2 separate regions of the Homo sapiens genome follow, and region 2 is linked to region 1. The links are chromatin contacts, found by Hi-C in ENCODE. All regions are on one chromosome and are shown on one strand. The core of a region is the stretch at or near the end of the contact, and the rest is flanking DNA. Distances in the headings are between cores, read along the strand shown.

What was found. A loop is a pair of places that touch in the nucleus more often than their neighbours do. Pooled maps may share reads with other maps.
Region 2: a loop to region 1 is called in a pooled map, with 5 times the contacts of the local background. The contact joins the enhancer-like site here to the promoter of ZNF322 in region 1. A Hi-C loop is called at or near these places in 8 of 50 pooled maps.

The regions. Positions count from the first base shown.
Region 1 is chr6:26,658,375-26,661,309 of GRCh38, reverse strand. It overlaps ZNF322 (zinc finger protein 322), which reads left to right and starts at 1,564. Exons shown (of 4, transcript NM_024639.5): 1 at 1,564-1,869; 2 at 2,664-2,752. RefSeq lists enhancers at 1,154-1,353, 1,374-1,433, 1,133-1,633, 1,664-1,853, 1,864-1,913 and 1 more.
Region 2 is chr6:26,341,048-26,343,747 of GRCh38, reverse strand. No RefSeq gene overlaps it. Among named protein-coding and RNA genes, the nearest start is that of TRW-CCA3-2, 11 kb to the right of the region's middle. RefSeq lists an enhancer at 1,099-1,238. Within about 2 kb of position 1,292, at least 2 of the 41 ENCODE cell types and tissues checked have a DNase peak (open chromatin) inside an H3K27ac peak, as active enhancers do.

The DNA of each region.
Region 1 (2,935 bases), core at 315-2,814:
TCAAGCGATTCTCCTGTCTCAGCCTCCCAAGTAGCTGGGATTACAGGCATGCGCCACCACGCCTGGCTAATTTTGTATTTTTAGTAGAGACAGGGTTTCACCATGTTGGTCAGGCTGGTCTCAAACTCGCGACCTCAGGTGATCCACCCGCCTCAGCCTTCCAAAGTGCTGGCATTACAGGCGTGAGCCACCGTGCCCGGCCTATGGTGTCCTGTTAATTGGAGGTGCTCAATAAATGTTTAACTGAATAAAACAATTAATAAAGAGTACTTTGGGCCAATGTATCCTGAAAGAAAAGGTTGAACAGTTCAATTCTACACATATTCAGACCTTGTTATATGCAGTGCAGAGATCAGAATCCAACTTGCTTAATTTTTATTCCAATAATTTTACACAATACACTCACCACTATTGAGGTAGCCATAAGTATAGTGACTGCAAGCACAGAATCTGGCATCAGACTGTTCACATTACAGCTTCATCAGTAATATGTGATCCTGGGCAAGCTACTTAATCTCTCTGTGCACCAGTTTCCTCCTAAAAGAATACATATCTCACACGATTTTTGTTACAACTGAATGAGACAATAGTGTAAAGTTATTAGAACAGTGTTTGATACATGCTACACACTCAAAATGTTATTATTCAAAATATTAAGACAACCCTGAGTGGAATATTTTGACCTTGAAAGTTTCATTAAAAATAAACATGAAAGTAGAATAAGCTGTAGACCCTCTGCGGAAGAATTCCACTAGTAGGAACATGATTAGTTAATACTGAATACGTGTCTCAGAGACTGCGCTCCCCAATTACTAAACCTCAGCAACTGGCTCACAATCCAAGTCCTTGGCCAGGCTGCCCAGGGTTTAGTTTTCCATATTCCTACTACTCATCTTTTCCCTTTGATAGCTGAGGACATTTAAAAACTGTTTTTTGTTGGTTTGTTTTTTTTAATTTAACAATTGAGCTGGGAGAATACCCAGTGTTCAACCTAAAGAACTGAGTTCTGTTCCAGCCCCACCACTAGGTGATTTACTCTTAGCTGATTCCAAATCAGAAACATAATCAGCAAGGACTGGGGAACCTCCCACAGTACTTTCTCTCGCTGCTGTTTTCTCCACCCACACAAGTCCACCACTTTTAAAAGCATTTCTTCCATCTCGCTGGCCACATCTTCGTGGATGACAGCGCTGCCACTGTGCTTCAGAATCCTCTATCTCTCCCAGATCTTTCCTGGTGTTTCTCTCAGGGTCAGTGGCATCTAATCTTTGTGACTCTACTCCTGGTTTGAGTCCTCGGTTAACAGCCTTGGGGAAACTGTAACATAAACTGCAACGCTGTTGGTGCCGTTTCTTCTTAGACAGGGTGGCAGCGATCGCCTCCCCCCGCAGCCGGCCTTCCACTGCGCCAGCAAGACCCCCTCCCACCAAAACGCCGAGGGCTCCCAGAGCGCAGGCGCCCCGGGCCCCGCCCCTTTCCGAAGACTCGGCTCCTATTGGCCCAGGGGCCGGGGTTGGAACGCCCTAGTGGCCGGAGAGGGGTGATCATGTGACTTGCGGGGGTGGGGCTGCGCCGGCCTCTTCCCAGCCAGCTTGAAAGGGTTTGCGTAGCCGGCCTTGTGGGCCCTTGAAGCGCTCTGTTAAAGCGCTCTGTGGGCGGCCTGGCCCCAACTCCTCTAGTCTAGGCGCACGAAGGGAGTTGCTCCTAGGTCTTGTCCGTGCCGGGTTCGCTTTTCTTTCCTTCCCGAAGCCTGGCCCTTAGATCTACTATCGCAGAGTCTGCGGCCGCCAGGAAGCCCAGATTCGAGTGTCCGGAGAGTAACCGGAAGTGCTGTCCCCAGGCCTAGGGGCGGCGCCGGCGGCTGCCAGGGTAAGCGCGGCCTGCGGGGCCCAGGGGTGGGATGGGTGCGCGGTGGGACCCAAGACCCACGGCCACAGTCGAGTGGGAGCAGCCCCTGTTCCTGGACACTGAGCATGGTCTGGTCTCCGCTGACGGCGGACGGAGGACTGAAAGATGGTCAATGAAAAGTTGAAAGAAGAGAACCTTAGTACGGTAGTTCCTAGAGATAGTAAACACTGCAAGGCACTTTTCAAAGCAATATAATCTTTCATATATATCGAGGAAAAAAAGGACCTTGAATGGATTTTTCGCTTCATCTTCAGTGCAGAAATTAGTTATGTTGCAGTTGAATCTATCTGCAGAAAAATCTGGTTTGTTTAATCTTCCTATAACCATTTCTTTTTGGAAAATGGAATTACAGATAACTTTATATTATATACACTTATCACATGCACTTTGGGGTTTGTAGTGGTAGACGAATGGGTCTTTGATCTTAGGAGTTGAGATAATACAAACAAAAACAATTAGCAGAAGGAGAAAAAACAAACGAAAAACGAGGCTTAGGGCTTTGTTATGAAGTTACAGTTAGTAATAGAAAGATTCTTGACATTTTGTCTAGAGCTGGTCGGAACTGATGGCTACCAGTGGCAGGTACTTCCTGCAGGAGAAACAGTGTAAGCAAAGATGGGAAGAGGTAAGCTATGGTTGAAGGATGCTCACTAGAATGGAGAGGAAATGGGACCAGTTTTCTAGGCCAGCTCTAGAAAAATTATGAATTATAAATTTCACAAGGTCATCGTCTACATTATTGATTTTTCCTCTAGGAGAGGCAAGAATTGAGTGTTGTGAATAGTTCTGAACTAGAGACCTTTTGAAACCAAAAGGAAGATGGTCTTGAGTCTTTCTTGTTACGGTAAGTGGTATACCAGGCTCTGTTTCTGTATAAATGTGGATGGGGGTGTGGGGTGGGGCAGGGTGAAAGACAGGAAAGTATGGGAGAAGATATATGGAAAAAGAGAATGCCCCTTTCTTAGCTCCTAAGATAGCAGAGTGATAAAACTGAGCCCTATCCTACCAACTTAAGGCTATTTTCTAC
Region 2 (2,700 bases), core at 43-2,542, 320 kb after region 1:
GGGCAATGAGGCCAAAATTAGGAATCCAGAGGTGGCAGAACCAGGCCATTCCCAGGAACTCTCAGAGTTGCTTCTGGGTCCCTGGTGCTTATAGTTGGCATATTACCTCCCATCTGTCTTGGAACAAACGTTGTTCTCCTTCTAGGAGGGACCCCAAATAGGTAACCTGCTGCTGATAAATCTGTGCTTTTCCCTGGGAGACCTTATAACTTCCCTTTCTGCTAAGAAGTTGAAGACTAGCATGGTATTCTGATCTGAAATTTGTTTGGAGGGGCTGGAAATAAGACCCCCTCAGGATCTCTTTCTAGTCATTTAGAATGAGCCTTCCAGTTATAAGGATCTGAAATTGTGAAGGGCACATGTACAGTAACCATCCCTCCTTCCCTATTGGAGACCTGCTGGAGGGGAGAGGTAAGATGACTTACCCTGGGTACTGTCCCGGCTGACTCCCTGAGAGGAGTCCAAGGATGATTGGTGGAAAGAGGGTGTGTTGCCTGCAGGTAGGGGCTATTGTCCCCATTTGACAGATGAGAAGGCTGCTTAAAACCCTCCCTAACCACTTCCCTGTCCCCTGCCCCTCTTTATCCTACTTCCATGCCTATGCTTAATTTTTCTCCATAACATTTAAGTCATCATCTGACATTACGTGTTACTTATTTTCTCTCTGTACCATTAGCAAGCCGACTCCTTGAGAACGCACTTCTGTTAAGTTTTGTGTGCTGCTCTGTCCCTTTGCCTCTGTGTCTGAGCTCTGACATGCTCAGACAGCATGCTTTTTGGTGACATGCTATTCAGAGATCTGAGAATTAACATAGAAATGGATTTAAAGAGACCATGAAATGTAGCTCACACATGGTGGCTCATGCCTGTAGTCCCAGCTACTATAGAGGCTGAGGTGGGAGGAACCACTTGAGCCCGGGAGGTTGGAGCTGCAGTGAGCTGTGATTGTGTCACCGCATTCCAGCCTGGGCAACAGAGCCTTGGTTTTTGAGACTCTGTCTCAAAAAACAAGGCCGGGCTTGGTGGCTCATGCCTGTAATCCCAGCACTTTGAGGGACCGAGGTGGCTGGATCACTTGAGGCCAGGAGTTCAAGACCAACTTGGCCAACATGGTGAAACCCTGTCTTTACTAAAAATATAAAAAATTAGCCAGGCATGGTGACGCATGCTTGCAATCCCAGCTACTTAGGAGGCTGAGGCACGAGAATCGCTTGAACTGGGGAGGCAGAGGTTACAGTGAGCCAAGACAGCACCATTGCACTTCAGCCTGGGTGACAGGAGTGAAACTCTGTGTCAAAACCAAACCAAAACAAAACAAAAAACCACTAAACTAAAACGTAGTAAATGTTCATTAGTCTGTACACTTGCCCCAATGTTTCTCTTTATTTTGTCATATATAAAGTATGTTTTGTTAAAAATAACATTTCAGGTTGAAAATAATACGTGGACAGCAATTACTGCTTACCGCTTAATTGGGTTGTTACTGTGAGGGAAACATGAGCCAGTATCTGTGACACACTGTAAAATGTAAAGTACTCTACAACTGTCGCTAACTGCTGTCCAGAGAACTGTTTTTCCCCTTCAGTAACTTGCTTTCCCTCCTCCCCTGCTCCTTTCACCTCTCATTCCTCCTTCTTTCCCTCGTACTCCACTCTTCTCCTCCTTCCCGTTCCTCCCTCTCTCCTCTCCCTCCTCCCACTCCTCACCTTTTCTCTGCTCTCTCTTTCCTCCCACAAGTCCTCCTCGTCTCCTCCTCGTTCCCTCACTCTATCATCTCTTCCTCTCCCTCCCTCCTTCTCTCTCTTCCTCTCCATCCCTCCTTCTCTCTCTTCCTCTCCATCCCTCCCTGCCCGTCCCCTTTCCTCCCGCCCCAGCTTTTTCCCTCCTCCCGCCTCTTCGAACTCGTCTCAGGTGTCTCTCTCTTTCTCTAGGCTTCGCCGCCCCCTCATGGCGGATATGCATCACTGCCTGTGCCGTGGGCCTGAGAAAGTCTCACCCTCTCAACCCCTGTCAATGGAGCGGCCTATAGATGGCAAGCTGAGGGCTGTGCACAGCAGGGAACCTCAAAAGCTGAAATGCACGTTTTGCTCCTAGAGGCGTTGCCAGGCGTGGTGGCTCACGCCTGTAATCCCAACACTTTGGGAGGCCGAGGCGGGCTGATCGCGAGCTCAGGAGTTCGAGATCAGCCTGACCAATAAAAACACAAAAATTAGCCGGGCATGATGGTGCGCGCCTGTACGTTTATATGAATGCAAACTGAGCTTTATTTCCATCCTCTGCCCCTTCCCGCTTAATGGCATATCCTTCATCTTAGTCAAACCAGGCTACTCCTGAGTCAATAATGGTCTTCGTCCTAGTCAATTCAGGGCTTTATTAATTAATTTTGGGCCTCTCCTTTTCCTCAGATGGTATCTCAGTTTGGACATGAAGAGAAGACCGCTCCTGTGTCCACGCATGGAGAAGAACCGCTGGCCCTCCCTGGTCGTCTGTCCACTAGGGCATCTGCCTCTGCGTTCTTGTGCCCTGGTTTCTGAGTGCAGAACCACTAAAATCCTGGCTTCTTTCCTCAGCATCCTGGCGAGGTATCCTCAGCCTCTGAACCCGTCAGCCACATTCACACCCAGAGGAACCAGGAAGCATCCACAGCTTCCCCTACACCCTACAGCTCTGCCTCAGGTCCTCCCAAAGCTATATCCAAAT